Linked DNA regions of Homo sapiens: region 1 is linked to region 2. A link is a loop called in an ENCODE intact Hi-C map of the cell type or tissue named here. Cell type or tissue: PC-9. All regions are shown on one strand. Links, peaks and the distances in the headings refer to the core of each region. The heading gives the core; the rest is flanking DNA.

Region 1 (16,271 bases), core at 5,067-13,066, 67 kb before region 2:
GTCATAAGCATCCGGTATTCAATTGGAATTAGATATTGTGTTTTAAATGCTTAAGAATAAATAACAGTTGTAAATGTAAGCTTAACATATATGTTATGTCTCATGTCAACCAGGCAAGCAATCTAGGAAATGACTGGCTTACTCAGAAGAAGGAATACAGAATCCTCTCCTCCTTCAAAATGTAGACAATTGAGACAACAGAGACAGACACTCAAATGAGCTCCTATCCTCACTTGACCATATGACTTTCTTTTAAGGAAGATCTTGCAGGACCTCCTGACCTCCTGTCATTTAGAGGATGGTTGTCTCATTTTGTCTTTTGAATCCAGTGATTACAGAAAGGAATCTGGAAATCCATAACCCTCGAAACTGACTGTAGATTAAATACTTGGTCTTGTACATCTATGACACTATTTTCCAATGTGTTTCCACTATGATTAATAAGATGACATTTTATTTAGAGTGTTTTTTTAAAAAAAAACACACATTATCTACTATTTCATATATCAGAAACCAAAAACACAAAGAACTAAGTTGACAATAACTATTTCAGTCCTATATTCTCTTAATCTCTCTCCCTGGAAGGTCAAGGAGCTTTGGGAATTTGCGCAGAAAATGTGCCTTCTAGAAAGCCTCATTCCATATCTGTTTCACAATCTGAGGGGTCGAATGACCAACCATTAAAACTCACCTCCAATACTGGTTATCTACAAAGAAGTAGGTCCTATAAAAACGTGGGTTAAAAACAGCTGCATCAATTTTTTTCACAAAGTTAGGAAAACCAAAAGAATGTATGCTCTTGGGATAATTTGGCTCTGGTCTTAAATTGCTAATTAACCAGTATTTGTCATCTGTGAAGACAAAGAAATAGGGTAAATTTGAATTATACAGGAAGAGTAATAAGAAAATATTGATTTACTATAAACAACATAATTCCTTTCCAACAGTTATAATATTTATTGCTTATTGATCTTAAACATAGTCTCTTTTCTATGGTTCCCATGGTTTTTTTTCACAAGTATTACTATTTTGTAGTTTACAAACTTTTCCCAGAAGTTGTATATATTACTTAGGTATTTAGGCTATTTTAGTTTACACTTCAGAGCGAGCCACTATTAATAAAATCAAGAGTGCTTTCTTGGTCTATATCTATTAAAAAGTAGTAGTCTCTTCTCAATTTATTCTCTTCCTTGAAGTAAACTCAATGGCAAAACTAAAGATTAGAATTACCTTTAAAAAGAAAAACTTGATTTCTGGCTTCAATTTCATAAGCAGCTTCAATGCCAGATGGCAAGGTTGGCCATAAGGAAGAAATTAAATTAACACTGGTCTTTGGTCTCTCAGAAACCTTCAGCCAGAAGAACCTGACATGAAAGACATTTGACACATGTTAAAAGACAATGTAGACTCAAGAACCATGGCATGTGAATGGGAGGGAACTGTGAAAAGACCCAATATTTCTTTCCATTGTCTTCACATTCTGTTCCATGGATGTCTGATGTTCATGGATCCACAAGAAAAGGATATCAATCAACTCTTTGATAATAACAATGACTTTAACAAGCAATCTGGTATACAGAAATACCCTGGAGCTTGGAATCCAGGGATCTAAGCTTCTGGTTCGACCCTACAATTCACTCACCAGTTTTGTAACCTCAAGGAAGTCACTATCCTCAAGTGTATCAGTCTTATAATCTCAAAAATGGGAAATATTTGTCCTACTTGACAAATGTTAGTCTTCCCAACTGCCCCTCCTTACCACCAACATCTGCTTCAGTCTGTGTTCTAAGAAAGAAACCATAAGTTATCCTGGAATTCTCTCCTCCATAACCAGGAAATCAAGTCTCTTGCATAGGTACTGTTTTACAGTCTTGGTTTCAGACTTCACCATTTTTATCTATGATTAAAATAGTCTGGCTTCTGTTTCTTATCTTCTAAATCCCCATCCCAGATTCCTACTGCAAATCGTTTTTTACACACCAGTTTTCTAGTTAAAACACAAATGTAATTACACCTGTCTCCTGCTTCAAAACCTTTAAGATCTCCTCACTGCCTACAGAATCGAGTCCAAGTTCCTGCTTACAAGTTTCATCTACTTCATTTTCAATTATTTTCCACTGTTTTCTGACAAAAAAAATTTAAAGGCAGAAACTTTAATATTGGTTAGATATGAAAATGATCCTACCTGTCTTTGAAGAAAAAGATCTTATTTCCCACGGTAGTGACAGCATCAAAACTCAAATTGGGGTCACAGAGAGCTGGTTCTGAATTGTCAGGATTTGGCAAGCGTTGGTTCTCTTTTGGGTCTCCTGAAAATACATTTCGAGAAGCATTAGTAAACAAAATCTGCATTGTAGTTCAGAGGAGGAACAGTTATGTTTTAAATACTCAATTTTCTTAATGAACATTGCATCAAAATCATTTTAAGCTTTCTATAACATTCACAGGAAGTATAAAGTAAGGTTTTTTTTCCACATGGTTGCAATATCATGGAGGAAGAAAATCTGATTATCTTTACTTTCCTTTTCCAGTTATAATAGATTGTTTAATGTGTGGGCCTTCATCAGTAAGGCAATGGTATCTTGGATAGAAAGAACACCAGACTTGAGGCCTCTGGTTCTGCCTCTGGCTCTGACGTTAACATACTAGGTCTCTTGTCCTCATCTGTATAATGAAGATAATACCTGTGTCACCTGCCACACAGGGTTCTTATGCGGCTTAAAAAAAGACAGATATTAACGTTTTATCCAAATATAGATATTGTTAGACTATTCATAAAAGCGAGTATCTTTATATGGCAAAATGATAAAGAATTCAACTCACCATACAGGGACTGAATGCCACGTATGTCATCAGCAGAGAGGCGAAATGTGTTGATGTCAACATATTTGTAGGTGGGGAACATTACGGCCTTTGGATCACTAGAATGGCCAAGACCTAAGGAATGGCCAATCTCGTGAACAGCAGTGAGGAACAAGTTTGTGCCTAAGAAGAAACCAACCAAAAGACAGCTGTGAAATGCATTATCATCTTGGACAAGAACACAATATCTGACACAGTGAAAAAGAAAGATTTGAGAATCTTTTACTTATTTCTTTACCCTTTTGAGTTGGGTTTCTCAATCTCAGCACTTCTGACATTACAGTTCAGTAGTCTGGGCTGTTCTGTGCATTATAGTTGTTTAGAAATCTCAGGTTTTACCCCTAAATGCAAGTAGCAAATCCTTTTTAGTTTTGACAACCAAAAAATGTCTCCAGACATTGTCAGATATCTCCTTGGGGACAAAATTGCCTAGGGTTAGGGACCTCTGTACTAGTAGACAAATGAAATATATTCTGTTGTAAAAATTCCTAGAATAACTCACAGCTGCGTTCAACAGTTTTCATTGCTTCTAAATAATTCTCAACTCTCATGACTCAATTCTATTTTTAGTCTTCATGAAGCTTTACTAGATATAGAAAAAAATGTCTTTAGCAATCGTCTTTTCGTAAGCCCAAATATAAGGCTATCATTAAGTTTCAGGTACTGTGAGTCACTGAGAAATGTAACACATTATGTCTAATTCTCATACAAATGAAAGGAAGCCACTGTGCTCTCCATTACAGATGAGGAAACAGTATTTATAAGATTAAATCAAATTAAGTGCTTGAGCCAAGATTAATGTTTCTGCTTTTACTACACATGATTCTAAATAAAATTAAAGAGTCTATATGACTCAAGGAAAGAATATAAAAAACAAAAAAGAGAAAAAATAAATAATTCTTAAAAGAGTCTATACTTATAATTTAGACATATTTGGACTACCAAGTTACAGTGTTTTCTGTCTTTTTTTTGAGCCCCATTCAGACTTCACCATTTTTATCTATGATTAAAATAGTCTGGCTTTATATCTGGCTTTTCTTTTGAGTCCCATAAGAAATCCTTGTTCATTTTTGTGTTATGTCCTAGAGAATGCACCTTTGTAGGTAAGAGAAGAGAGAGGGGTATGTCCCTTCTCTCAAATTGCTCAATTTGCAGAATATTTGAAAATTCCTGACTAACATTCTTGTCCCCTAGTCCAATGCCTTCATTTTTGTCTTTTTCTATGACAAAATTGTAGTTCAGAAGAACTGACTTGCCCAGAGTCACACGTCACTTAGCTGCAGAGCCTGGCCTTGGAATACTCTCCCATACCCAAGTGCAAAGAGTCTACACCTCTCTCGGGGAGTGTCTAGACACAAATCAAGAATTTTCTGTATCATGGGTCCAGTAACCTTCCCAGCAAGACTGGGAAGAGTAAGCAAAGTTTTTACAATTTATCCTAAACCTGAACTATTCTCAATTCCTATAATATGCCTATGAGCCACCACCACTGATCCTCATCTGGAAATAATGGGTTTATGTTTGTATTCTGTTTCTCACTAGATTGCGTGCTCAGGGGTTGAATTGTGTACTTTTCATCTCTGTACTCAAGTAACCTCATCACCCAATACCATAATAGAATAGGTCAGCAAACATTGACCTATTTGTTTATTTGATTTACTGGGTAAAAGAAAACAGGCTGAGGCTGGATGCGGTGACTCACACCTATAATCCCAGCACTTTGGGAGACCAAGGCAGGCGGATCACCTGAGGTCAGGAGTTCGAGAGCAGCCTGGCCAACATGGTGAAACCCCGTCTCTGCCAAAAAAAAAAAAAAAATTAGCAGGGCGTGGTGGCCAGCACCTGTAATATAATCCCAGTTAGTCAGGAGGCTGAAGTAGGAGAATTGCTTGAACCCTGGAGGCGAAGGTTGCAGTGAGCTGAGATTGCACCACTGCACTCCAGCCTGGGCAACAGAGCAAGACTCCATCTCAAAAAAAGCAAATAACAGCAACAACAACAACAACAAAAACGGCTGAAAATAAGCATTTTAAGTTATAATTGTCATAAATAACTTCACTTTTTGAAAGCATTGAATCAATCCAATTAAAAAATAAGGCAATATGGACAGATAGAAAATACTGGGTTGAGAGGTAGGAATGCATATTCTGGCCCAGCTTTTCCACAAACTAGCCACTAACCTTCTCTTTGTCTTAATTTCCTCTACCTACAGAAAGCTGTATTAAATTACTCTTCTAAGGTCTATTAGAATTCCAAAACATTTTTTTGAGGCTAACTAGCACACATATCCCATTTTAGATGAAGGAATTACAATCCCCCAAATAACCTTGGATAAAATTTAGGCACATATAACATGTCTGGCTGAGGATTTGCAGTTTAGCAACTACCTAATCCTACATGATCTGTCTTTTGACAATACAAAAGTCCTCTTCTCTTCAAAAACTTTATAAGCCTTAGGCTATGTGTTAGACTAAAACAAATAGTCTTTCTGGTGGACATAGTATTTATAAAAGTATTGCCATCCAACTTGTGCAATATCAGCTAGAGAGGAGGATGCTGAGTAGAGAATATTATTGATGACTTTCTCCTCATTTACTTTCCACATGAGGGAGTCATAGAATCTAAAATTTCCAATAGAAAAATTAAGAAGGCTTCTGTCATGATGGTTAGGGTTTTCCCATGCTAGTGATTCCTCTAAATAACAGGGGAGTTTAATTAACCCCATGTCAACTATCTGAGGAGGATGGTAAGTTACAGTCCTTATGTAAATGCCCCCAAGGTATTAAATGTTCAGTTGGGCATTCTGAAATTTTTATCCCAAGACCACATGAAAGTACATGGCTGTATAATCTTGTGTTTCTCTATAGGGATGCTTAGATTCTCTGTAACTTTTTCTTTCTTGCTCACTATGAATCTAAGAAATTGTCAGCATATTATGAATCATACAGATGACCATCTTATCCTCTAATTGTTGGCACACACAGAATTAGTATGTGTTTGCTTTTGAGCTTATGGATTTCACTAGGTCAAAAACTTATCACCTAGGCTGCCTGCAATCTTAACACTTTGGGAGGCTGGGACAGGAGGATCTCGAGGCAACATAGCAAGATCCTGTCCCTATAAAAAATTAAAAAATTAGCCGGGTGGGTAGCGCACACCTGTGGTCCTAGCTACTAGGGAGGTTGAAGTGGGAGGTTTGCTTGAGCACAGGAGTTCCGGGCTGTAGTAAGTTAGCATCATGATACGTGATGCCAGCCTAAGTGACAGAGCAAGACCTTGTCTCAAAAAAAAAAACTTACCACCTAATTAACAGCTTTTACCTTTTCATATTATGCTTCTTAAGGTTCCTCTGAGCTTATGCTAATGAACTAGCTCATAGTTCATAGCATCCTCATAGATTGTTAGAGCTGATCTTCAAGATGATCTAGTTTAATATCCTCAATTTACAGAGAGTAAAATTGAGACCCATACGAAGTGTTAAATTTGATTTAGAGGCAAAATTATAATCAGAACAAGATTTTCCATCATATAATCATTTGTCAGAATGTAGTCTCTCGAAACCAGAATTTTGAATTTGTTAGGGTTTTTGTTGTTTTCCTTTCCTGTTTGCTTAGTTTTTTGTTTGTTTGTTTGTTTGTTTTGCCCACCTCCTGAATGTGTAGTCCAGAATTCGTCCTCATCGAAATGTGCATCCCCTCCAATGCCAGATCCAGGTCCAAAAGCATGGGCTAGGATTCCACCTTTGCCATCAAAAGCATGGAAGTCTCCATGAGCTTTTGGAAAAGGAAAGAAAATTAGTCCTTCTATACATCCTATAGATCATGCCAAATGACAAAGATGAAATACAAGTTCCCTACCTCCACGGGCAAAAACCACCAAAATGTCAGCCATGCCTGTGTTAATCTTGCTGAATTTCAAGGGGGTAACATTACTCCATACTTGGAAAGCTTTCCGGATTGCGTAGTCAACATCCTCACGGTTCATGTCAGGTGTGTAATTATTGATTCTTTATCAGCAAAAAGAGAGAGAAAAATGTATGGAAGGCAGTGTTATTTTGTCTTACCACAATACTTCATTTTTGCTAGCACAATTGGAAAATGGATCATTTCATAAATCAAGAGTCCAGATTTTAAAACTTGCTTCATTAACTACAGAAACATTTTTTCTTGGACAGCCTCCTCCTTAACCAAAATCTAACTTAATTTCTTCCTATTTAAAACTCACAGATCATCACTGTGAAGGATTTGCTTTCATAGAAGGTTATGCTTTTTGCTCCTGCTCCCAGGTTCTGCATTTATCCATCTTGACTACTCTATAAACTTCCCTGTCTCTTCTTTATAGTAAATTATCTTATTTATAGTAAATTTAGCTTCATTCTCCTTTTATTTGCAGATTTTTTTTTCTTTTTTTTTGAGATGGAGTCTCACTTTGTTACTTAGGCTGGAGTGCAGTGGCACGATCTCGGCTCACTGCAAGCTCCGCCTCCTGGGTTCACGCCATTCTCCTGCCTCAGCCTCCTGAGTAGCTGGGACTACAGGTGCGCGCCACCACGCCCAGCTAATTTTTTTGTGTGTTTAGTAAAGACGAGGTTTCACCATGTTGGCCAGGATGGTCTCCATCTCCTGACCTCGTGATCCACCCACCTTGGCCTCCCAAAGTGCTGGGATTACAGGCGTGAGCCACCGTGCCTGGCCTATTTGCAGCTTTTAAAATCTGCTTTGGACTGGCAAGCCAAACAATTCTCCCCTGAGTGAACAATTCTTCCTTCTAGAGAAAATGAATTTTAGCAGAGATAGCATTAACAATGGAGGGAGGTTACTTTATCTACTTCCAGATTTAGGGCTGTCTAACTGGTTCAGGTTAGAAGTCAGACCTATGGGAAAGTAGAAAAATACAGGGCGACATACACCAACGTTACCTGTAGGTGATATAATGTTTCCTCCATACGGGCCCCCCTGGCATTTCCCTGAAATGATGGACATCGGGGACTCCACATCGAGGTGCGTGCATCATCTCCAGGGTAGATGTGTCCAGTTGCCCGGTCACTTTCAGACCCAAGAAGTGCTGCATTTCTTGGATTTTTTCCTTCATTAAGTTTCCACTATATTTCATTTTTGTCACTGGAAGTTTGTTTATCTCAAGGCCATAAAATTTTTCTAAGTATCTCTGGAAAAAAAAATACATTCAGCAATGTGTAAGTACACACAGAAAATTTCTGTTGGGAGCTCCACATATATGACTCAATTGCACACTGATGCTTTTGGACCAGGAATTTTGCACATCTTACTCACAGGTTAGATTATTGTTTTTTGGACAATTAATTATAATCAGGAAAAAAAACCTTAATTTTTTGTGCTATCAAAGACATGTCAGCCAGGAGCAGTAGCTCAGGCCTGTAATCCCAGCATTTCGGGAGGCTGAGGCAGGAGGATTTCTTGAGCCCAGGAGTTCAAGACTAGCCTGGACAACATGGCGAAACCTCCTCTGTACAAAAAACACAAAAATTATCCCAGAGCGTTGGTGCATGCCTGTAGTCCCAGCTACTCAGGAGGCTGAGGTGAGAGGATCACTTGAGCTTGGGAGGTAGAAGCTGCAGTGAGCCGTGATTGTACCACTGCACTCCAGCCTGGATGACAGACACAGACCCTGTCTCAAAAAAAAGAAAAACAAAAACAAACAAAAAAACAAAGACATGTCATAAACTATTAGCTAGATTTATTCCCGGAATCCCAGTGGAAGTATCTTTTTTAAAACGTCATTTATTCATTTTTAAGACAGAGGAGTTTCTCTTGGTCACCCAGGCTGGCCACAGTGGTGCATACCGGTAATCCCAGCACTTTGAGAGGCCAGGGTGGAAGGATTGCTTGAGCCCCAGAGTTTGAGACCAGCCTGGGCAACAGGGTGAAACCCTGTCTCTACTAAAAATACAAAAATTAGCCAGGAGTGGTGGCACATGCCTGTAGTCCCAGCTACTTGGGAAGATGAGTCAGTAGGATCACCTGAACCCAGGAGACGGAGGTTGCAGTGAGCTAAGATGGTGCCACTGCACTGTAGCCTGGGTGTCAGAGTAAAACCCTGTCTCAAAAAAAAAAAAAAAAAGAAAAAGAAAAGAAAACAAAAGGATACATGAATTATTAATGTTATTAATATAAGTTGGGACACAAATTTCTTGCTTAAAAACTCAAAGCTAAACAAAATGGATAACTATGATAAATTCAATGTTAAAATCATCTTAGAAAATAGGGAGACCAAACTCTTTTAATTAAGGAAAAGAATTTAAGAATTGAAAAAAATCCATAAAGAATGCTATAAAGATGGGGCCTGGCATGGTGGCTCCCGCCTGTAATCCTATCACTTTGGGAGGCTGAGGCGGGGGATTGCTTGAGCCCAGAAGTTACAGACGAGCCTGGGCAACATAGTGGAACCCCATCTCCATAAAAAAGAAAAAGAAAAGCTGTAAAGATATAACTGAGATGACTGAGGGTAAAGGGAATATGCTTAAATTATCATGGCAGCCTGAAGTGGTTATATTAATCCTGCCATTGTTCAGATCTCAGATTATTAACTGGCATTTAATGATTAGTGTAAAATACCATAACAGAAGTGAACTCCAATTATATTGAATGGAAATTTCTTGGCCAAAGGTTTTTAGAAGAAGAAACAAGTTCACTTGCCAATTTCATAACAGTCCTTCAAAACCAATACCTCTTTTTTATATTCCTCTTTGACAAAGTAAAACTTAATACTGAAAGCAGACAGCCTCCTAGACCAATTTTCAGCTGATACGTAAAAGCAAACAAACAAACAAACAAACAAACAAACTGGTTAATGCAATTAAATCTTAAAGACAAACATCAAGCTCGATAAATACTGTAGTGTCCATACTTACTTCACCAAATAGCACATTATTTTTTTCCAGGCTTGTAGAGCTGTTCAGGGGAAGAGCTCCAGAAGCAGTGGCCTGCAGGAGCAGTATTAGAAGAAACTTCATTGTAAACTTCTAAACGGATCAATTCAGTTTACTGTGTTCCTTTCTAGCCTAAGTTCCTGAACTGTTCCTCTTTATATAGCCCTTAGTCCGGGTTCTGTGAATATGAATCCTATGAGTGACTCATAGTTGATATCATCCCTTGATCTATCTCAAAAACATGCAAACAAAAGCATGACTTTATTCAGACGACAATGGATCAATTAGCATCTAGTCCATCACTCAAGCAATTCAGAGTATGTACCTTCAAAATGATAAATAAGCCTCTACGTCCACCTATCCTACAAAATAAGCCCTTGTAAAAGAAATATCAAGCAACTAAAAGAGAAGGAGAACTTAAAATATATTTTCTTAAAGCCTGATATTCTTGATTTTCATTATAATACTTTCCTTATATTCATTATAGATAAAAAAAAGTTTTTAAAGTAAATGTTGAAAGATTAAATAAAATCCTTTTCCTGGAGTAAATGAGTGCTTTCTAAACGGAATCCAGCTCCCTAGAGAAATGTGATACAGAGATTTTACATGTAGCAAAAAAAAATTTGTAACATCGACTTCATTGTTTATTCCACGTGTTGTACCGGCTCAGATCCTGATTCTATAACTTAACATCTTCAGACATCTAAGCTGAAGCTCAGTCCCAACTGGGTACCTGGATAGATTCCAGAGACAAACTTTCCCTACATCCTAGATTGTCTAGCGTTGGTAGGATGTGGGTTAACTCTTTTCAACTTTAGCAGATGGGAAAAGTTTGCCTCTGGAATCTATCTGCCTATCACCTCAGCTTCTTTCCCTCTTGACCTAATTGTCCCATTGCACAGAATCTGTCTCTTACTCAATAGAGAATATTTAAGCACTAAAAACTTTTACAAGTCAGGGAATAAAATTCCAAAGGTAGAATTGCAAGCAGTGGTGCTGCGGTGTGAGGATAGATTCTACTCAACACCCCTTCAAATCACACCATAAGTTCGCTGCCTCCTGATTGTATGGGGACGGTCTGGATGGTGCGGTAGGGTGCACGTAAGAGTGTGTTAAGATTTAGCCATTGCTCTTACCCACCTCAGTGGCCTGGGAAACAGTCTGCTGGCTGCTTGAGTGAGGCTTAAAGAAAAGGAGAAAAATATAGAAAAAAATAATTTTCCAATTTAAAAATTATCTTGCCTCACTCTTGCAGAGAACTATGCAGATTCTTGCTGATCTGTTCTCCTCTCTCTAGCCATTGATTTGTTTTCTCTGTGTCTATCTAACCTACAAATACAGCTGGTTATTCTGCTGTGAGAATGTCACTTTTTAATGACACAAAGTTTAACAGACTTGCCTTCTGTGATCTAAATAGTATCTCTAAATCCAGATCACTTGGCTTTATAAATGTTTTCCAGAAAATTGTTATCAATCCTCTGGTGAGATGCCACATCAGACCAGGTGACACTGGTGTCATGGGTCACTTACTGATCTTGTGGTGTAGATTACAGGCTACTCCATTAAGATGTCCTTTCTCAATGGGGGCGATATCACCCCCAACTGGGTGAAAAATTGGTCATCAAAGGCAAAAATATATATTTTTGTGTATAAAAGACAGATATGCATACAGCACATGAGCAGATATACAATTTATGTCTGCTATTAAATTTGTATGGGGGGAAATCTTTAAAGTGTCTACAAAGCCTCTTTATCAGGAATAGTAATAAATGTTGAGAAACCCTGATCTATGTATTATAAAGGAAACAGAACTAAAATTTATGGAGAGGCTTTAACAGCTGCCAGCAGTTTCATGCACCATCTTATTTAATCCTCACAGTAGTCATTTATGGATGAGGAAACTGAACTTAACTTATCCAAAGCCACACAACTAGTAGGTGGCATAGCTGAGGTTTGAGGCCAAGTCTGTTTCCAAAGCCTTTCTGCTTCCATTAAACCAGGCTGCAAAGTCAAAGTCAGTTCAAAGATGCTTGAGTCATTCTCTCTGTCCCCAGATATTTACCTTGTTGTTGGAGAGTAAGAACAGGAAAATAATCAAATCACTAACAGCACATATGTATATGTCATCACATTGTCTCTACCTTATGATGTACACGTAGGACTAGATAATTTTTCTATGTGAACACAACTGCCTAAGATGGCTCCAAACATTATGCTCCTCAGAGGTGCTCTGGGCCAATTCCTGGGGAGCCCTAGCAGCTGAAGTCACCTTAGCAGCGGGGCACTGCTCAGGCCATGGCAGGGGAGGAGATGGCAGAAGTTTATCCTCCAGAGAACAGACCTTGAACTGCTACCACCCTTGGGAACCCAGATCCACCTACAATATTGCTAGGACTGTCTGCTTATTCCTGGCACCTGCAAGAGCAAAGGGGATAGCATGGCTTTAACTAAAAAGCAGGAAAGTATGTATCACAGTATTATTTTTGTAGTGTTTGCAGTAATAAGATACTCATAGAACTTGGAAGGGTGGCTTACAACTGTAGTCCCAGCTACTCAGGAGGCTGAGGTGGGAGGATCTCTTGGGCCTGGAGTTCGAGGCCAGCCTGGGCAACACAGCAAGACCCTGTCTTTAAAAAAAAAGATATTCATAAGAAGACCCAAATTTGAAAAAACATCAAAATGACAAAATGAAATGTGTTATAGCAACAAGTCAGGACAGGGTCAGGAGATCTCCCAGATGTCTCCTTAAGCAATTCACTTCCCTTTTCTGAATTTCCATTTCTTCATCCATAAAAGGAAAGGTGAACTAGCTGAAGTTTTCTTCCTCCATGGACAGACTCTTGGCGTGTGAAAGAGATTTCTTTGTATATCTTGGAAGAATTCTTCCCTTCTTGTCCTTGCTGATGACGTACTTAGATTTGCCTCTGGATTCCTGGGGATGATACCACAAATGACTTCAGGTGATTGTATCAGGGATATACCCTGGAATGTCCTGGTGTCTGGCTAAAGAAGGAAAAACATAATAGATGCTTTTGGAAGGTTGGTGCTACAAAATCTGCCTTATGATAAGGAAACTGCTCTCAGCACTTTCTCACGAGCAACTCTGAAGTCAGCTACTTTCTACACTTTCGTAAACGTGCTCTTCTTCACACAGAGCATTGACAATGATCCCTTGATTCTTGCTTTCCTCAGTGTGGCCCCTGGAAGCCATGTCTTTGCTGGGACCCCCAGCTTCCAGTCTGGGCCTATGTCAGAATCATCTCATAGCTCCTTTCTACCACAGGAGAGAGATCTGGGCAGATAGTTGATCTCCCTTCTCATTCCCTTTACCAACCTCTTTTAGAGGCTTACCTAAGAGTGCAGTAAAGGAAGATAGCAATCATTGACCCCTCAGTGTGTCAGGCCGTAGACTAAATACTTTTCCCTATTATTTAATGGAATTATTGTAACAACTCTTTTCCAGTAGCTACCATTATTATTCCAGTTTTACGAATGAAGAAATTAAGTGAGAAAGAGCTTGAAGTGATTGCCCAAGGTCATAAAATGTCAGAGCTAAGATTCCAAGGCAAGTCATCTTGAGCATAGCTTTATTAAGCAAGTCACTTGAGCATAGCTTTATCAAATCGAAGTGGAATTCTTTTTTGCCCAAAGTGGTCATCTTGACTCCACGACCTTAGTTTGTAACGACGTCAGTGTTCCATGGCTGCCCAAGGGGTCTTGATCGCCTCATACTTGACCTATCTGGGACACTTGGTGAGTCAAGGCCTAGAGAGAATCAAAATCTGAGTGCAATATCCTATTTTTATTTCCAGTGAGGACATGCTTTCACTTCTTTGTATCTTTAGCAGCTTTTTTTTCTGTATCTTACATCCTACAACTCTCTCAAGAGACTTCCCGCCAATCTTCCAAGAACAGGTTCCTTCCTGCTGTGGTTAAGGCCAGTTCTTGCTTTCAGTGAGTCTTGGGAACACATCCTCCCTGTAATGACTATTCCACAAGGGAAGTTCACTCCTGATGTCCTTTGGGCCCTATTGTCTTGCTAGATTCATTCATGCATGTTTACCGAGCACCTACTAACTTCAAGGTAGTTCTAGGCACCAGGAATACAGTGGTGGAGAACCAGAATCTCATCTGGCTGCAGACTTAGATGCACGATGTTTTCCTCTCGGGCTAAGGGGAAGAGAATAAATATTAGTGAGCAGCGATAGTATGTCCCAGTATTTATAATACATTGCCTCATTTAATCATCACTAAAGCATAAAGAGGCAAACGTTACTTATTTATTTTTTTAGAGATGAGGTCTCACTCTATTGCTGAGGCTGGAGTACAGTGGCACGATCATAGCTCACTACAACTCCTAGGCTCAAGTGATCCCCCCAACTCGGCCTCCAAGTAGCTGGAACTACAGGTGTGCATCAGCACAGGCAAAAGTTATTATCCTCATTTTTTAAAAAGATGGAGTTTCCCTCTGTTGCCCAGGCTGGAGTGCAGTGACGTGATCTCGGCTCACTGCAACCTCTGCCTCCCAGGTTCAAGCGATACTCCTGTCTCAGCCTCCTGAGTAGCCGGGATTACAGGTGCACACCACCACGCCCAGCTAACTTTTGTATTTTTAGTAGAGACGGGGTTTTACCATGTTGGCCAGGCTGGTCTTGAACTTCTGAGCTCAGGTAATCCACTCGCCTTGGCCTCCCAATGCTGGGATTACAGGTGTGAGCCACCGCACCCAGCCATTATCCTCATTTTCAAAGGAAACACCAGAGGGTCCTAGAGGTCAGATCACAGAACTTAAAAAAGGTAGGGTTTGCAGGTGGATGCCAGGGACTATGCAGAGGGCCTCTTTTTCTTCTACCTGAGAAGAGAATTATTCTCCTGGAGTCCCAGCCTCAGAGAAATGCTGGGGAGAAGCCACATTGCTTGCCTCGGCATTTATGACCCTGAGCACATTATTCACATTCTTACTTCTTTCCAAGAGCCTAAATCCACTAAAGTGAATACAGTTTAAGAAGAGAGTAATTTCTCCTGAAGTGAGTTAATACTGAGAGTGGTGGGAGAGTCCGTGGGTTCTGGGTGCCAGAAAGAACTGAGCCCCACTCTATGGCAGCGCTGCAAGGATGTGGTGAGACCACAGAAGGAATCATCACGGGATGCTGCAGGGAAGTGAGATGCAGGGCCTGGTGCCTCTAACTTCCCTGAAGCAAGCATGCCACAAAAGCAGCAGTGAGCAGAACTGAGAAGATATGCAGGCTGGGTGGACCAATAGGGAGGAGATGGAACTCCAGATGATTACGGCTGAATTTCCTTCCAGCCGAAAGGGATGGAGGCTCAGAATAGAAGTTAAATTTTTGGGAAGTGGCTGGGCATGGTGGCTTACTCTTGTAATCCGAACACTTTGGGAGGGAGAGGTGGGATGATTGCTTGAGGCCAGAAGTTCAAGACCAGCCTGGGCAACAAAGTGAGACCCTATCTTTATTTTTAAAAATGAAAATAAAATTTGGCCAGGTTTGGTGGCTAATGCCTATAATCCCAGCACTTTGGGAGGCCAAGGAGGGAGGATTGCTTGAGCCCAGGGGTTTGACACCAGCCTGAGCAACATAATGAGACTTTGTCTCTATTTAAAAGTGTAGATATCAGCCAGACATGGTGGCATGAAGCCCAGCCGCGGCAGCACCTCTGCTCTGCGGGATCCGCTATGTCCATAGGATATTTGCCTCCCAGAATGAAAGGGAGCTCAAAGTGACCCAAATTCTCAAAGAAAAGTTTCCTTGAGCTACAGTGATCAAAGTCACTGACATTTCAGGAGGTTGAAATTAAATAGAAATTTAATTGAATTAATTAATTTAAATTGAATTTAAAATGAAATTAAAATTGAATCAGAAGAATTTAAGCAGAAGAGAACTGTTCAGCAGTACCACATGGTTAATCAGGCACTAAAAGAAGAAATCAAAGGGATGCATGGATTACAGATATTTACCTCTGTCCCCAAACGCTGACCATGCCCTTGCTGCATGGATGCTGCTGCTTTAAACCTTGGATGAACTTCACTGACACCATTCTTCCCTAGACATTCACCAAAAAATGTGTATATTTTGTTCATATACATTTCCATGTTATAATTATGGAAGATGTGTAATCCACTTGCATGTTAATTAAAGGAAACAAACAACTGAAGTTTTGAAGGGTCAAAAAAATAAAAAAATAAAAAAATGTAAAAAAAATGAAAATAAAACTATAAAAAAATAATGTTAGGGAAGAAAATGCAATATATTTGGCACAGCTGGACTGAGATTCACACATACTACATACACAGGAGAGATACTTAACATGGTACTTTCTACATAGTAGGTGTGCTGTATTATCATTAATATTAGTCTTACTATTGTTACTATTAGTATATTTTAAGCATAGTATGTTTTGCCTCATTTTTCAAGAAAGTATATAAACTTCATGGATTGTAGACCCTTTTTTAGCCTTCAAAGACCACAAAAAAAAATTGTACCAC
Region 2 (16,271 bases), core at 4,575-12,574:
AGAATTGACTTGCTATATACACAGTATTGCTATCCCTAGTGAATTAGGAAGGAATGAACAAAAACTCAGAGTTAAATTTTATTTTAAGAAATTTGGACGACAGTTTTATTAATGGTAGCTTGCCCACCTCCTGAGAGCTCCAGCTATGGGAATTAGCCTAGAGGGGATATACAGAGAGCCTTCTCAAACTTGACTCAATTCTGATGATTGTGATTTCATGTTCAGTAACATACATTCAGCTGGTATAAAACTATGCTTCTACAGGGTGTGTTTTTACCCCCAGGTCCAAAGTCTTAATCCTTCTTCACTAAGTAAAGAATCATCAATGACTATACCACTGAAGGGAACACCTTAAAGTATCTTCTTCCTTTTCTCGAGGAGGAATTGGGAGTTGATAGCATCAACTGTCAGTTACTACTGGAGCTGGCAGAGAGATATGAACATATCCTCCGGATAGCGTGAGACACGTTTCAGTGATCTAAGGGTATGGCCATGTCGATGTGCTGTCTGTGGAATGACTACATACACTCCACGTGGTTTTAAAAGAATGGGTTAAGGCTCAAGAGGATTTGGTGTTTTCAGCAACTCTATGAATCCTCAGAGTTGATTCAATTACTGATGTAGAAATAAAGGCAGGCATATGTTTGGAAAAAATGACTACCTTGTACTTCAGCTGACTGGGTCATATGGCATGGCCAAGTTGTGTAAGTATGGGAGTAAATAGGTTCAGGGAAGCATTGGATGTCGACACTTTTTGTCTGTGCCCACTTGAGGATCCAGCAAGATTTTAGTCTCAGATGTTTTATGTCCCAAGTACAGTGCTTCCATCATCCCATCTGGTCTTCACCTTTCCCTGAGAGAAATTCCTGATGACTGGCTAATATTCTTTGTATTTTAGAAACCACTGGGTCGTTCCCCCTTGGCTTTGTATATGCTCAGGAAATACAGATGAATTTTAAAACTAGCCTAACTAAGATATCTAGTAAAAGAAAAACTGTTTCCTCAAACAAAGCTTAAACTTTATTCTGTGGACCAATAATAATGCATCTTTTCTTGGGCATTTGTTCCTGTTTCCTAAGCCACCATATTCCCATGCCAATAATCACCATTAGTGTGGATAGTTCAGTAGTTGGCTAAAAGGTCGAATGGTCTTCACAAAGGGCAGAAGGATCTTCTGATTCCACCACCCATCGAGGAAGGACCCTCTGTTTGTCCAGAACCAAATGAAGGGAGGCAAGACTTATTAGTTGCAAATAAAAAAAACCATGATTCATGTTTTTAGTTTTAATTCTAGATTTTTTTTTGAATTTTTAAAACAGAACTTTATGTCCTCAAAAATACACAGTAGATATACGAACACTTAATTATTTGACTAAACTGAGAAGTGGCCCTGAGGTTGTACAGACAGAGGAAGTACTTGAGGACCACTGCTGTAAACCTGAAAGAATGACTTCAGATACTGGTGTTGAGGGTGAGGTTTGTGTGTGATTTCGTGAGACCTCTCACCCATACCTCTACCACACATGACCCACTTTTACCGCCATCTTCAGGATTGAGGAAGTAGCAGCTATGACTTACTGAGCACTTGCTATGTGCCAAGGAGTCTGCTAAGTGCTGTAGATCCATTCTTTCAGTTTAGTGCATAGTTCTAGAGGTAGAATGGCTGGGTTCAAATCCCAGTTCTTCCACATACTGGTTGTGTGACCTAGGGCAAGTCTCTTCACCTCTCTGTGCTTTCTTCCTCACTCATAAGAACAAAAATAGAACTTTTGTGACAATAAGTTAATTAATGTATGTGAAGCATGTAAACATCCCTGGCACATAGAAAAGTATACATGTTTGTTACTATTATCAGCCATATTTTAGAAACTGAGACTTGGAGGGGCTACTTAGTTTCTTCAGTGTTTCACATCATTCTTCTGGGAGCAGGTTAAGAACTGCCTTGAGGCTGATTTACATAATGTTTTATAGATAATTTATTGTCTGTATTATCACATTGGCTCCAATTTCTTTACTGCAGCCACCCAGGACCATCCTCATCATCAAACCAATACTCCTGGCTAGGTGTGGTGGCTCACACCTGTAATCTCAGCACTTTGGGAGGCTGAGGCGGGTGGATCACTTGAGCTCAGGAGTTCAAGACAAACCTGACCAAAATGGTGAAACCCCATTTCTACTAAAAAGACAAAAATTAGCCGGTCACAGTGGCATGCGCCTGTAGTCCCAGCTACTCGGGAGGCTGAGGCAGGAGAATGCTTGAACCTGGAAGGCGGAGGTTGCAGTGAGCCGAGATCGCGCCACTGCACTCCAGCGTGGGTGACAGAGCAAGACTCCATCCCCACCCCCAAAAAATAAAAATAAAGAATAAAGAATAAAAAAATAAAATCCAATACTCCTGAAGGTGGAGACTTCAGATTCCAACAGCTTTGTGTTTTCCTCCAACAACTCCTCCACGTTCCTCATTTTGAAAGGAAATAGAAGTGTTGGTAGGCTGGAGTGGTGAAAAGGGCAAAGGAGCAGGACTGTTGTCGAGAGGTCTGGGGTAGATTTAGAATACAGTGAGACAAAAGGAGGCTATTAGATTTAGAAAAGGTGACAGCGCCACCCTGTATTTGGGCCTGCTTTGCTCTCCCCAGGCTGCAGTTCTCTGCAGGTTCAGGGATGTGCCTTCAGATGCCTGTACCCACCCATTTCCTATACTGTCCCTTTCTGTAGCTACGGGTAGCTACTGAGCACTGGAAATGTGGCTGGTCAGAATTCAGATATGCTGTTAAGGATGAAACACACACCAGATTTTGAAGACTTTATGTGAGAAACAGGAGGTAAAACCATCTTTTTAAAAAATCTTCATTAGCTGAGCATGGTGGCTCACGCCTGTAATCCCGGGACTTTGGGAGGCCAAGGCAGGTGGATCACCTGAGGTCAGGAGTTCGAGGCCAGCCTGGCCAACATGGTGAAACCCCATCTCTACTAAAAATACAAAAATTAGCTGGGTGTGATAGTGCACACCTGTAATCCCAGCTATTCAGGAGGCTGAGGCAGAAGAATCGCTTGAACCCAGGAGGTGGAGGTTGCAGTGAGCCGAGATCATGCCACTGTACTCCAGCCTGGGTGACAGAATGAGACTCTGTCTCAAAAAAAAAAAAAAGATAAAATATATCATTTAAGTTCATTTTACCTATTCCTTTTTACTGCTTTTAATGTGGTCACTAGAAAATGTAGACTTCTGCATGTGACTTGTGCTATAGTTCTCTTAGACAGGGCTGCTCTAGACCACAGGTCCCCTGAATTTCCTACTTCCAACGCCTCAGTGGGCCTCTTCCACAGGCTCATTCTCCCAAGGGTGGAACCCCTCAATGATGTGCACACCCCTAGTGGTGGCCAATGGACTACCGGGTCAGCAGATGTGGAGGGACCTATAGGTGGCATGTCCATACCCTTGCACCTAAAGTCCCTTGCAATGCAGAGCAAAGCCAGGGATCGGAAGAGAAGAACCAGCCCAGAGGAGGGGCCTCATAAGTGTCAGGGACAGACCTGGACTCTGGTAAAGGTGGCCTTGAGGAGGTCAAAGAACATGTATTGTTGCAGGAGATGACAGTGAGGGAGCTGGAAGAATAAAGGTTGGGATTGGCATTTATTCTGACAATGTCTCAAGCAACGCTATAGGGTGTGCACTCATGTGAGTGGGGGTGCAGGTCTTTGCAGTTGACAGCTATTTTTGGGGTGGGGGAAGAGCGAGATGGAGTCTCGCTCTTGTCAGCCAGGCTGGAGTACAATGACATGATCTCAGCTCACTGCAACCTCTGCCTCCTTGGTTCAAGTGATTCTCCTGCCTCAGCCTCCTGAGCAGCTGGGATTACAGGTGCCACCATCATTCCCAGCTTATTTTTGTATTTTTATTAGAGACAGGGTTTCTACTAAACCCATGTTGGCCAGACTGGTCTCAAACTCCTGCAGGCAATCCACCTGCCTCAGCCTTTCAAATGTCTGGGATTATAGGCATGAACCACCATGCCCGGCTGACAGCTATTTTCTTTCTGAAGAAAGAAGTCAACTTTATGGCTAAAGGCAAAAGGGAGAGGAAAACTATAAGCTGTGTGAAATAGTGTAAAATGTAAGATTGTTGTATGTATTTGTCTCAATATTTATGTCTTCACTAAAGGCAGAGGCCAGCCTCTCATCCATAAATAGTGGGACACAACCTCTGGCAGGAACCAGAACTTGAGCCCCTCACGTCAACCAAACGGAAAGAAGGTAGGCACAATAGCAGGTGCCTGTAGTCCCAACTACTCAAGAGACTGAGGGCAGGAGGTTTGCTTGAGCCCAGGTGTTCGAGGCTGTAGCGCATAATGATTGCATCTGTGAATAGCCATGACACTCTAGCCTGGGCAACATAGCAAGATTCCTGTCTGTAAAAAAAAAGTATCCACTGGGAAAAGAGTATTTAAAAAGCAGAGACTCTAATATCCCACATCTATAAGGAACATAAACCAATTTACAAGCAAAAACCAAACAACCCCATTAAAAGGTGAGCAAAGAACACAAACACTTTTGAAAAGAAGACATGTATGCAGGCAAGAAGTATATGAAAATAGCTCAATATCACTAATCATTAGAGAAATGCAAATCAAACCACAGTGAGATACCATCTCACATCAGTAAGAATGGCTATCAGCAAAATGTCAGAAAATAACAGATGCTGGCAAGGTTGTGGAGAAAAGGAAACACTTATACACTGTGGGTGGGAGTGCGAATTCATTCAACCATTGTGGAAAGCAGTTTGGCAATTCTCAGAGAATTAAAAACAGAACTACCGTTTGACCCCAAAATCTCATTACTGGGTATATACCCAAATGAATATAAATCATTCTACCACAAAGACAAAGGCACACATTATGTTCATTGCAGCACCAGTCACTATTGCAAAGACATGAAATCAACCTAAATGCCCAGCAGTGGTAGATTGGATAAAGAAAATGTGGTACGTATACACCGTGGAATACTATGCAGCCATAAAAAAGAACAAACTCATGTCCTTTGCAGGAATATGGTTGGAGTTGGAGGCCATTATCCTTAGCAAATGAACGAACACAGGAACCAAAAAACAAATACCATATGTTCTCCTTATAAGTGGGAGCTAAATGATGAGAACACACGGACACAAAAAGGGGAACAACAGACACTGGGGCCTACTTGAGGGAGGAGGGTGGGAGGAGGGAGAGGATCAGAAAAGGTAACTGTTGGGTACTAAGCTTAGTACCCAGGTGACTAAATAATCTGAACAAACCCCCGTGAGACAAGTTTACCTATACAACAAACCTGCACATGTACCCTTGAATCTAAGATAAGAGTTAAAAATAAAATAAAAATAAAAAGCCGAGACTCTGGCATAGAGGATAATGGAGAGATCCAGTTTTCTATGCTGTAGCAAAAGTGGGGACTCAGTCTTGGGGAAAACACAGAAACCCAGTTTTCAAAACTAGATACAAAGTCAAAGTTGTTCTGGCAAGGATTTTTCATTGAGCTGCAGACACCTGAGTTTCAACTCCCTCAATCTCTTTTGACTAAGGTCAGTCATGGTCAAGCAGCCTCAGCAGTGGGGAGAAGATGGTCAGCAAAGGCTGAGCATCCAAGATAATATAGAGACATCAGCTCAGCTTCCCTTGACTCTGGGACATGGATGCCATCAGGCTAGTGGTATCATTCCAGTAGAATTACATTTCATGCCCCCTGATAGACAATCTGTGCCCTGGCCTGTGGAAGAGAGTAGAGGAGTTAACAAGATAGAAGGAGAAAAGTGGATGATGTTTGTGGCCTAGTCTTCAGCATTATTGTATGCTCTTGAAAGGATCATTTCCTCTCTCTTGGCCCCAGATTTTTATTTGTAAACTGAAGGAATTGAAATCAGATGATCTAATACGTTTCTCTAAATTTTTGTATCTTATGTAAACACAGGACACACAATATTGCCATATTTCTCTAGTCCCCAAAGCTGCCCCATTGAAAGATTTCAGGAAATGTTTTAAAAGTAAATACCAAGTAGAAGCATATTTCATATACAGAGTGTACAGTGCATTTCTCATAAAATAGCTCTGAGCCCTTAATTCATATTCCAGTTAATCCCACATAATGCCTGGGTAATTTTTGTTGCCAAGTATCTGACTTCCATTACGATGACTGCAAAATATTGCCCATTATTTCACTTCCTTGAGATTCTGCTTCCTTAACCTGTATCTTATCTTGCTGTTATTCAAACCATAAAACAATTTAGATGTTTCCTATGAAATTAGGAATGCAAGTATTTAGGAGATATCTTATTTATTAAGGGATAAAGCCTTATAAATGGGTTCAGAAAAGGATGTGGCTGGAGGCACAGTTGATGCTGTGTCCCAGCCCTCTGCTCAGCTCACAATACTCAGAACTAGAGTTGGCCAAAAACTGAGCCAGCACTAGTGTACACATTGTACCCCATGTGCTCAGAAACACAACTCAGACTTCTTTTTCCTTGCGTTGTTTTGGAAGCAAATCCACAAGGCCCTGAGCACTCACTGAGCCGAGGCACGAGCTGGCCAAAGGATACAACCCAGAAAGGCAGATGCTCTTAACTCCAGAATACAACACTCCTTTTTAGATAGAATTGGAAGGGCCTCATGAATGGTTTTGCTTGTGACCTGTACAGGCTTTTAGTGCCCAGTCTAATAAAGGAAAGAGAAGATTGTCCAGAAAAGGAAGGCTATTGGTATATGTAACCATTTTAAAACAAGTAAACAAAAAATAAATAAACCTTTTTAGTTGCTAATTTTACATATTTTTGGCGCAAGAGATGGGACACAGATAAGCACAAAAGATGGAACACAGATAAGGATGCTTGTGCAATGTCCTTTAATCCTGCATAAATTATGAAAAAAGAGTGTCACTATCTTCACTTATAAAAAACTGTAAGGCATAACAGGTGGATTTGGATAGTAAGTCCAGTTTCATTGCAATCAAAATTTAAGAGACAGAATTCTCTCAATATCGTGTACGTACAATTGTTCCTTGCCCAGTTGATGTGTGATGACGTTATTGAATGAGTAATTCTAGAGTGGGTTACAATGAATTTTGCATATACTTGTATGTGTTTCTCCATGTGTGTACAACTCAGATAGCATTTATGCAATAGAATTTTACCTATTCGGGCTCATGTATGAAAGAGAAATTTTCCTTCTCACAGAACCTAATTTTAGGGTATAGTTTTGTTACAGGAAAGGGGTCCCGATCCAGACCCCAAGAGAGGGTCCTTGGATCTCACGCAAGAAAGAATTCAGGGTGAGTCTGCAGTGCAAAGTAAAAGCAAGTTTATTAAGAAAGTAAAGGAATAAAAGAATGGCTACTCCATAGAGCAGTCCCAAGGGCTTCTGGTTGCCCATTTATATGGTTATTTCTTGCTGATATGCTAAACAAGGGGTGGATTATTCATGCCTCCCCTTTTTAGACCACATAGGGTAACTTCCTGATGTTGCCATGGCATTTGTAAACTGTCACGGCGCTGGTGGGAGTGTAGCAGTGAGGATGACCAGAGGTCACTCTCATCGCCATTTTGGTTTTGGTGGGTTTTAGCCAGCTCCTTTACTGCAATCTGTTTTATCAGCAAGGTCTTTATGACCTGTATTTTGTGCCGACCTCCTATCTCATCCTGTGACGTAGAAGACCTTAACGGTCTGGGAATGCAGCCCAGTAGATTTCAGCGTTGTTTTACCCAGCTCCTATTTAAGATGGAGTTGCTCTGGTTCACACACCTCTGGCAGTTTTGGCAATTCAGGTCAATTAAGACATCATGATAAACTCTTACAAAAATGGCCATGCTGTTGCTATAAACTCAGCACATTTTTTATTTTCCAGAGATCATTATTAGCTGCAGTTCAATCTGAGTGTCTTGTAAGCAGTGAGGTAGAACAAAATCAAGGAGTCTTAAATCAGCATTTCGCATACTTCAATATACCAGGCAGATAAAAGTCCAAAAAATTAGAAAAACTAAACCATGTGAGAAAGAAACTTCGGAAACTGTAAAGCCTTTCTTCCTCTAAACTCGCCATTGTCCTCAGGTAATAAGCAATTGTTCACTTTTTTGGTTGGTAATCTCAACCTCCCGGATTCAAGCGATTCTCCTGCCTCAGCCTCCCAAGTAGCTGGGATTACAGGTGCCCGCCACCACGCCTGGCTAATTTTTGTATTTTTAGTAGAGACGGGGTTTCACCATGTTGGTCAGGCTGGTCTCCAACTCCTGACCTCAGGTGATCCACCTGTCTCAGCCTCCAGAAGTGCTGGGATTACACGCGTGAGCCACCGTGCCCGGCCCACTTTTTTATTTAGAAAACAAAATTTATCATGCCTGGTAGTTTGGGTTTTCCTCCCTCTTGGTGCCAGAACAGTGCTGGTTTGTTTTCTCTTTGGAGTGCTGATTCTATTGGTTGTGTAGATTGTGCATTTTGTAGTTCACGTTGGAGTCTGTCACCCAGGGGCCTGAGATGACTCACAAGCCCTAGCTCTAAGGGGTGCATGCTTCAGGTCTTGGTGGCTTCATCAAGCCACCAAGTCAGGATGACACAGAATTCCGACTCACCTCTGAGAGATCAGTGAGGGGAACTCATATACAAAAACTAAGAAACCTGGAGCAAGCTGTTCTTGAATTCCATAGCTATTAAATCTTACTTGAAAGTCAGTAATGTAAAGTCAGGAGTTAAACAATCAGCGATGTGGCTAAGTTCCTCAACCTTATGTTAAAGAACAAAGCACTGGTTTTGTGACTTAATTGAATTCTCTGACCAGTTCAACCTTTTTAAAAAGGGTGTTGCTGGTGCCACCTAGTGGAAGTATTGTAAATCTCACAGCGTCGTGATGAATCCGTAAATCAAGGTATTTTCTGTGACCAGGGCTTAATCCACTCCTGTTGGCTCCGAGAAAACTGTGCGTGCAGAGAGCTGCACTTTTTTTTCTAAACGGGAAGTGAGTTAAACTTGGTAGCTTTTATGGTGGCTATCTTTCTGTTATATATGTTTTCGTGTTTTTATTCTGACATGAGGATATGGAAATCCAGGACAATATTTTTGCTTTAATACAAAAGTTCTCCCAGGATAATTCCAAGAGCAAAATTTGTTACACCAATATAAGATCTTGTCAGTTTCTCCTATTCCAAATACAAGTATGCTATTGGTTCACTTTGAGGAGTTTTTCAAACCTTTTACCCTTATTATCTGATGAAGAGGCCATTACTAGCTACAATTCAATTTTAAGGCAGTGCATTTGCCTAGTACATTAGCTCTAGGTAAATGCACTCTCACTTTAATTTGTGAATATAATATTACTTCTCATAAAACATTCATTTGGTCTTCTCAACCCCATTCGTGAATATCTATACAAACTGGCTATCTGTATTTTACCTGTAACCTATTTCATAGAAGATTCTATTAGGACCATCTGCTCAGTTCATAATCAGCTCTCTTTAATGCTACCCCTATCACCAGTGGTAAACTCCAAATAGACATTTGCTATAATTTGAATTCGATGCTTTGGTTACTGTGGAAGGACACTCATCAAGGTAACACCAATTGGATTTGGAATTTTGAATTGAGACTGGAGTAAAGGTGGAAGTCAGGAAACAATCTTGACTATATATATTTTCTATATACCTTTATGTATATCTTTATATCTATATATCTTTATGTATATCTGTCTGTCTGTCTGTCTATCCATGAGAGAGAAGTATCATGAAAGAAAATGGTTAAACATAGGGAAAATGTTTCTGAAATCAAGTGAAACATCTTTTCTATTTTTGTTTGTTTATTTTTTGAGACGGGGTCTCACTCTATCACCCAGGATGGAGTGCAGTGGTGTAAGCATAGCTAACTGCAGCCTCAACCTCCTGGGCTCAGGTGATCCTCTTGCCTCAGCCTACTGAGTAGCTGGGACCTGGCTTCTTCTCCTTCTCCTTCTTCTTCGACTAGGTCTTGCTCTGTCACCCAGGCTGGAGTGCAGTGGTGTGATCACATTTCACTGCAGCCTTGACCTCTCCCTGCCTCGTGTAGTCCTCCCACCTTAGCCTCCCTAGTAGCTGAGACTACAGGCACATACCACCACCCCCAGCTAATTTGTTTTTTTTTTGTTTTGTTTTGTTTTGTTTTTGTAGAGACTGTGTTTCACCATGGTGCCCAGGCTGATCTTGAAATCCTGGGCCCAAACAATTGGTCTCCCAAAGTGCTGGGAGTGCAAACATGAGCCACTGAACCTGGCCTAAACATCTTTTCTTAAAAAGAAAAAAAAAGAAGGGTCCAGTGCAGTGGCCCACACCTGTAATCCCAGGACTTTGGGAAGCTGAGGCAGGCAGATCACCTGAGATCAGGAATTCAAGACTACCTGGCCAATATGGTGAAACCCCATCTCTATTAAAAATACAAAAACTAGCCGGGCATGGTGGCGCTCACCTGTAATCCCAGCTACTTGGGAGGCTGAGGCAGGAGAATTGCCTGAACTCGGGAAGTGGAGGTTGCAGTGAGCTGGAATCACACCACTGCATTCAAGCCTGGGCAACTGAGAGAGACTCTGTCTCCAAAAATAAAAATATTGGCAATGAACCCTCTTTGGGTGAGGAAAGATTGAAATTATACCTAAAGACAATGTACCATATAGCAATTGTCTGTTGAAAATATATTTTTATTATAAACAACATAAACACTTCCTAATACACTTTGCAAATATGCATTTCATTTTCTTTGCCTGAGTTTTTATCAACAGTGTCTCTGAGCACAATAGTTCTTCCCTTGATGGCCGATCATATATTCAATAAGTGCCAAGCACCCTCCCCAAGTATCAATAGGCACTGTGGGAAGTGCTGGGGGATTTTTTTAAATGCAGAGAAAAAAAGGCATCCTTCCATATCTCAAGGGATCACAATCTAGTAGACTGCTTTAAAAAAAAATTTGGATGTCTCTTTTTTAATATACATACTTCCACTTTATAAGATATATTTTATTTCATGCTATACAAGTCTTTAGAAAATAGCCTATATATCCAAGACAAACTGGACAATTAAATAATTAGCTAGGTAAAATAGGGTTAAAATGCAACTTTTAGTCTTAAATAATCAAATAATTTATGAAAAAGGGATGCCATGGCCTTAGACTATTTTGATAACAATTTTAACTTTGTAATGTGTGACTTCTGAAGAACCTGAAATATTTTAATAAAAAGACATCATCCTTCTTTATCCTTTATAATATGCAAAGGAATATTTGTCTTATATGAGAGCAGACTTTGAGTCATTGCCAAAAGTGAAAATTAAACAGAATTCAAAGGCCACATCTACTATTCTTACCACTGCTCTTTTGTCTCCTGTCTTTAATGACTTTGATATTTCGTTAGTGTCTGTGTGAAGAAGGGCACATACATCTGAATATCCTCAGTGCAAAATGAAAATTATTTATTTGGAAGTTACAGTCTATTATTACAGACATTTTCCTTTGGTTTATTTCTTTTATGTATGGCTCTCCCAAATTTCCATTTTCATACTATTTTATACTTTTTAGTAAGAATGATTTATTCATTATATGCATGTATTTACTTTATGCCCTTGTAAAATTTCCTTATAAATATATTTTTAAATTATGCTCTCATTGACAGACCATGTGTCCCATTTGTGGTGTGGGAAGTATCATCAACCATTGCTTTTGTACAGCAACAAGAATCAGATGCTCTTTAGAGATCCTCCATTTCATTACTCTAACATTCTTCAATGTGGTTCCAGCCACGCATAGTCATATAGATACTACATATTCAAAGATAACTTACTGAAGCTTGTTCACAGAACCAAGCTTTCTCCTGATAGCTCTTCTTCCCCTACCCCGCACTTCTGGAAGTATTACCCCAAATGCTCTTCAGGATTTAAATAACAATTTTTAAAAAGACACTTAACACCACAAAATGGAATTTGCTGGCATGACGCGAACAATACGGTTACTCCAGATGCTGTATTCAAACTGTATGGGTCCGTTGAAAAAATAGATATAACCTATAAGAAAAAGCATAAAGACAATTTCAGAGTTTGAAAATAATAAGGTTTTAATCCAGTTAATATTAATGGTTCAATCTCTTAGATCCCATTTGTAGGAATTTCAAACTTTTTCTTTTTAAACTCTATTAGTTCTTTAATAGTTGTTCCTTTTTAAATTTTTTATTTTTTTATTTTTATTTTTTAGTTGTTCTTTTAAGGTGTGAATCCTCCTACACAGTTTTGCTACTTGGATTATCGATTTTTGTGTGCGTATATGAGACAGAGTCTCACTCTGTCATCCAGGCTAGAGTGCAGTGGCAGTGATCTTGGCTCACTGCAACCTCTGACTCCTAAGTTCAAGTGATTCTCCTGCCTCAGCCTCCTGACTAGCTGGGATTACAGGTGCATGCCACCACTCCCAGCTTTTTTTTTTTTTTTTTTTTTGGATTTTTAGTAGAGATGGGGTTTCGCCATGTTGGTCAGGCTGGTCTTGAACTCCTGACCTCAAGTGATCCGCCCACCTCAGCTTCCCAAAGTGCTCAGATTGCAGGCATGAGCCACCGCACCCAGCCTATTTGTTATAAGTTATCAATAATATCTCTTTTCATAGTTAAAGGAGGTCGGTGAGGTCAGGCCTGTAATCTGAGCACTTTGGGAGGCCGAGGCGGGTGAATCGCTTGAGGCCAGGAGTTCAAGACCAGCCTAGCCAACATGGCGAAACTCCATCTCTACTAAAAATGCAAAAATCAGCCAGGCATGGTGGCAGGCACCTGTAATCCCAGCTACTCCAGAGGCTGAGGCAGGAGAATCTCTTGAACCCAGGAGGCGGAGGTTGCAGCGAGCTCAGATTGCGACAATGAACTCCAGCCTGGGTGACAGAGTGAGACTCTGTCAAAAAAAAAAAAAAAGGTTGAGAACATAATTAAAGTAAAAAGTCACTATATAGTTAAGGTAGTTATGAGTCTTTATATATAAATTACTTCCCACTCCACAGCCAGTTTGAATTCTGGCAATATCCTTGCATTTTGGCATCTTTAAGCATAGATTAAGGTAATGTTGAAGGTTTAGCATCTCGTATTTATAGAATTAGCAATCATTAAGTAAAATTCTTATTTATTCTAACCATGTTTTTTTTGGTTTGCTGTCTTTGTAGGTAGTCACACAGGAACAATTAATTCCTTAACTGCCATACATTTATTAACACATCTAGGTCCTATATAAAAATGCTTTGTACAGAAAAGAGTTTTGAGGGGCTACAGAAGCTCCTCTTTAAAGTCAGTGCAATGTAACTACTTACCATTTTTCTCATAGACAGCATCTACTTTATCACCAATTCCTGGGAAGTCTTCTTCTATTAGTCTCGGATAGTCTTTATCCATAATATGGTTAGTATCATCATATCTATTTAAAGAAAAAAAACTCCTAAGTCAGTTATATTTCTTAGAAAGTACCTTAGAAATAATACAATAGATACAATGGCATCTTTCAAAATTGACAAGAATTTTAAAATTTTCAGTCCATTTAAAGCATCTGGTAGCTTTTTAAAATTAGGAATGAGAATACTGAGTGTACAGTGGATGCTTGACGAGTATTTGTTGACTTGCCCAAAGGCCATCTTTTTAAAGAGAGTTACAAGCTCATTTCCATTTCACAAATGATATATCTGTTATAAAAGTATGTCATTAGGAACATGTTCTTAAGCATGAAATAAATGCATGTTTGTGCATAGAACAATTAGCTGTTGATCTCTCACTATGTGTAAGACAACTTGCACTTACTTGCACTTACTTAGTGTACAGTAATGGCTACAAAAATATTTAAGGTTTAATTTCTGTACTAAAAAGTTGTAGGGGCATATGGTAATACTAAAGGTAGGAAGGGAAGCATAGCTTTCCCCCTCCATAACTGCATATTTCAAGCTCCTTCTCCCCTGCCCACAGCCACACCCTAACCAGGCAAACATATCCTAAAATTAACCTAGGAAAACAGGCTCCCATAAGGTGCCACTACTGTTACTGATGAGAGCTTTTTGAATATCTTGGAGGTATGTTCCAACAAGTAAAAGATAAGAACCACTAAACTACCAATAAAGCTAAGGCATGTGTATACACATAACTGCAACGCCAGGCAATAGAAGTCAAGCATGAGAGAGTAATCATGAAATGTCATGGGAGTACAGGAAGCCGGGCAATAACCCCTGAATGGGGAAATCAAAAGAGGCTTTGTAGATGAAAAGATATTTCGAATGAACTTTAAACAATGGATAGAATTTCAAGAGGGAGAGATGCAGGGAAGGATCTTCTGGCAAAAAAAAATTGCCTAAGAGAAGCTTAAGGGGATATAAAAAACAGCATATCTGAGATGCAGTAAGCAATTAATCCTGACTGAACAATATACTTCTTATGGAGGTAGGGAATGAAATGCGGTACCTGGTAGAAGCTGGCAGTGATTTCTAGAATGTTGTAAATGTCATTGTCAGAAATAAGTCAAAAGGCAAAGATGATATATACAGGTATGTGCGTGTGTGCGGGTATGCATGTGTGTGTGTGAGACTGTGTGTATGTAGAGATGGAGGAAAGTTTCCACTTTAAACATTTAGAATGTAGGGTACTGATGAGATATTCCCATTCCCAAATATAGACTTGAATCTGGACTCTTAAATGTTGTTGATGTCAATGCTGCCTAAATCTTTACATGTGTTTTAAACATTCCAGCTTCACTCGCCCTTCAGAAAGTTTCACTTTATAAACTATGGGCCTGTCAGCTTCCTGGTCAACCTCTCCAGTGGATCAGCTAACTCTGCAGATAGGAGGGCCTTCTCTAAACCAATCTTTTCCTGTACTCATGCTGGTATCCTCTTTGGCCACGGAAGATGGAGCTACATGTAAATTAGGAGAAAGTGACAAGAAAGAGAATACAGGAGAAAGATTAGAAAGAGAAGGTGCCAATTGGGTGTGGTGGCTCACGACTGTAATTCCACCATTTTGGGAGGCTGAGGCAGGTGGATTGCTGGAAGCCAGGAGCCTGACCAGTGTGGCAAAACCCCGTCTCTACTAAAAATACAAAAATTAGTTGGGTGTAGTGGCACATGCCTGTAATCCCAGCTTCTTGGGAGACTGAGACACAAGACATGAGAATTGCTTCAATACAGGAGGCAGAGGTTACAGTGAGCCAAGATCATGCCACTACACTCAAGCCTGGATAACAGAGCAAGACTCAGTCTCAAAAAAAAAGAAAGAAAGAGGGGGTGCCAAAGATGGTTGAGAGGCACAACAAATGGCTAAGAAAAGAATGTTTGAGAAGAGGAATGTTTGAGTATTGTGTGTGTGTGTGTGTGTGTGTGTGTGTGTGTGTGTGTTCAAGAGAGCTTGAGACTTTTAAATACATGTCTGAGGGTCTGCCTGAAAGAGCTGACATGGAATGAAAATGAATGACTAGTATGACATTTACAATAGTGTGTAGGAATAATGTATAGTAGTGACAGATGTTTGAGGCACTTTGCGGCTATGACACAGATGGGTCAGTACCTACTGCTGCCATACCTCCAGACCTGGTTTCCTGAGAACAGGAGAGTCTTGCCTGTATCCTCAAAGTGAACAGCTGCACTTATCTTCTTAACTTCTTTTGGAAGACCCAGTTCAGATATTTTTTTGGGATAACCTTCCAGAATGTCATAACCATTAAGAGCCCAAAATTTTCTACCTGGAATGAGTGAAATAACAGTTCTATTATCCAAGGGAATCTATTAGGACTTACATATATAGACATGTGCTTAAAGACAGGCCCACTTTTACATTGAGAAATATTAATAAAATATTTAGTATTTACAGTCATCATGTTTATGAAACATAAAAATATAAGCATTCTTGAAACAAAAAAATAAAATTTAGGATCTTAACTTCCCAATTATGAATATAGCTAATCAAATATCACAGTTAACTTGGCAATTTATTAGCTCTGAATATTAAGTTTAAAGCTAGGTGGAAAAAATACATTAAAATTTGTACATGAACAAACAACACAGTAGGAAGAGTAAATTAGACTGAAAACTCAAACGTTACACCAGTTTGAAAGTTATTTTATTCTCTAAAAAGTAGCTTTATTATAACATTAATATTATAAATAGTTGAACAATACAAACAGTGTCAGCAGGAAGTTATGTAATCATTTTAAATTATGGTCATAAAGATAAAGTAGCAATTTGGAAATTGGTCATAATTTTATGTCAAGGAAAGCAGTAGAATAT

Evidence for each region. A loop is a pair of places that touch in the nucleus more often than their neighbours do. Peaks named below come from ENCODE experiments on the same cell type or tissue, not always from the same donor. Only the 100,000 strongest peaks of a DNase experiment are listed, where the experiment ranks them.
Region 1: a loop joins it to region 2, with 14 times the contacts of the local background. A loop is called at or near these places in 3 of 110 quality-filtered maps.

The regions. Positions count from the first base shown.
Region 1 is chr11:102,865,085-102,881,355 of GRCh38, forward strand. MMP12 (matrix metallopeptidase 12) reads right to left here and starts at 9,898. Exons shown (of 10, transcript NM_002426.6): 1 at 9,752-9,898; 2 at 7,781-8,028; 3 at 6,720-6,868; 4 at 6,510-6,635; 5 at 2,824-2,985; 6 at 2,186-2,309; 7 at 1,231-1,364; 8 at 692-851. The coding sequence starts at 9,853. LOC124902741 (a long non-coding RNA gene) reads left to right here. Exons shown (of 3, transcript XR_007062868.1): 3 at 114-1,315. It also overlaps the pseudogene BOLA3P1. In PC-9, for the core only: no CTCF peak of the experiment used is centred there; no DNase peak of the experiment used is centred there.
Region 2 is chr11:102,932,324-102,948,594 of GRCh38, forward strand. It overlaps MMP13 (matrix metallopeptidase 13), which reads right to left. Exons shown (of 10, transcript NM_002427.4): 8 at 15,568-15,727; 9 at 13,323-13,426; 10 at 10,672-12,043. The coding sequence ends at 11,943. Among named protein-coding and RNA genes, the nearest start is that of MMP13, 15 kb to the right of the region's middle. In PC-9, for the core only: CTCF peaks have their summits at 8,843 (motif pointing left) and 9,048; a DNase peak (open chromatin) is centred at 8,848.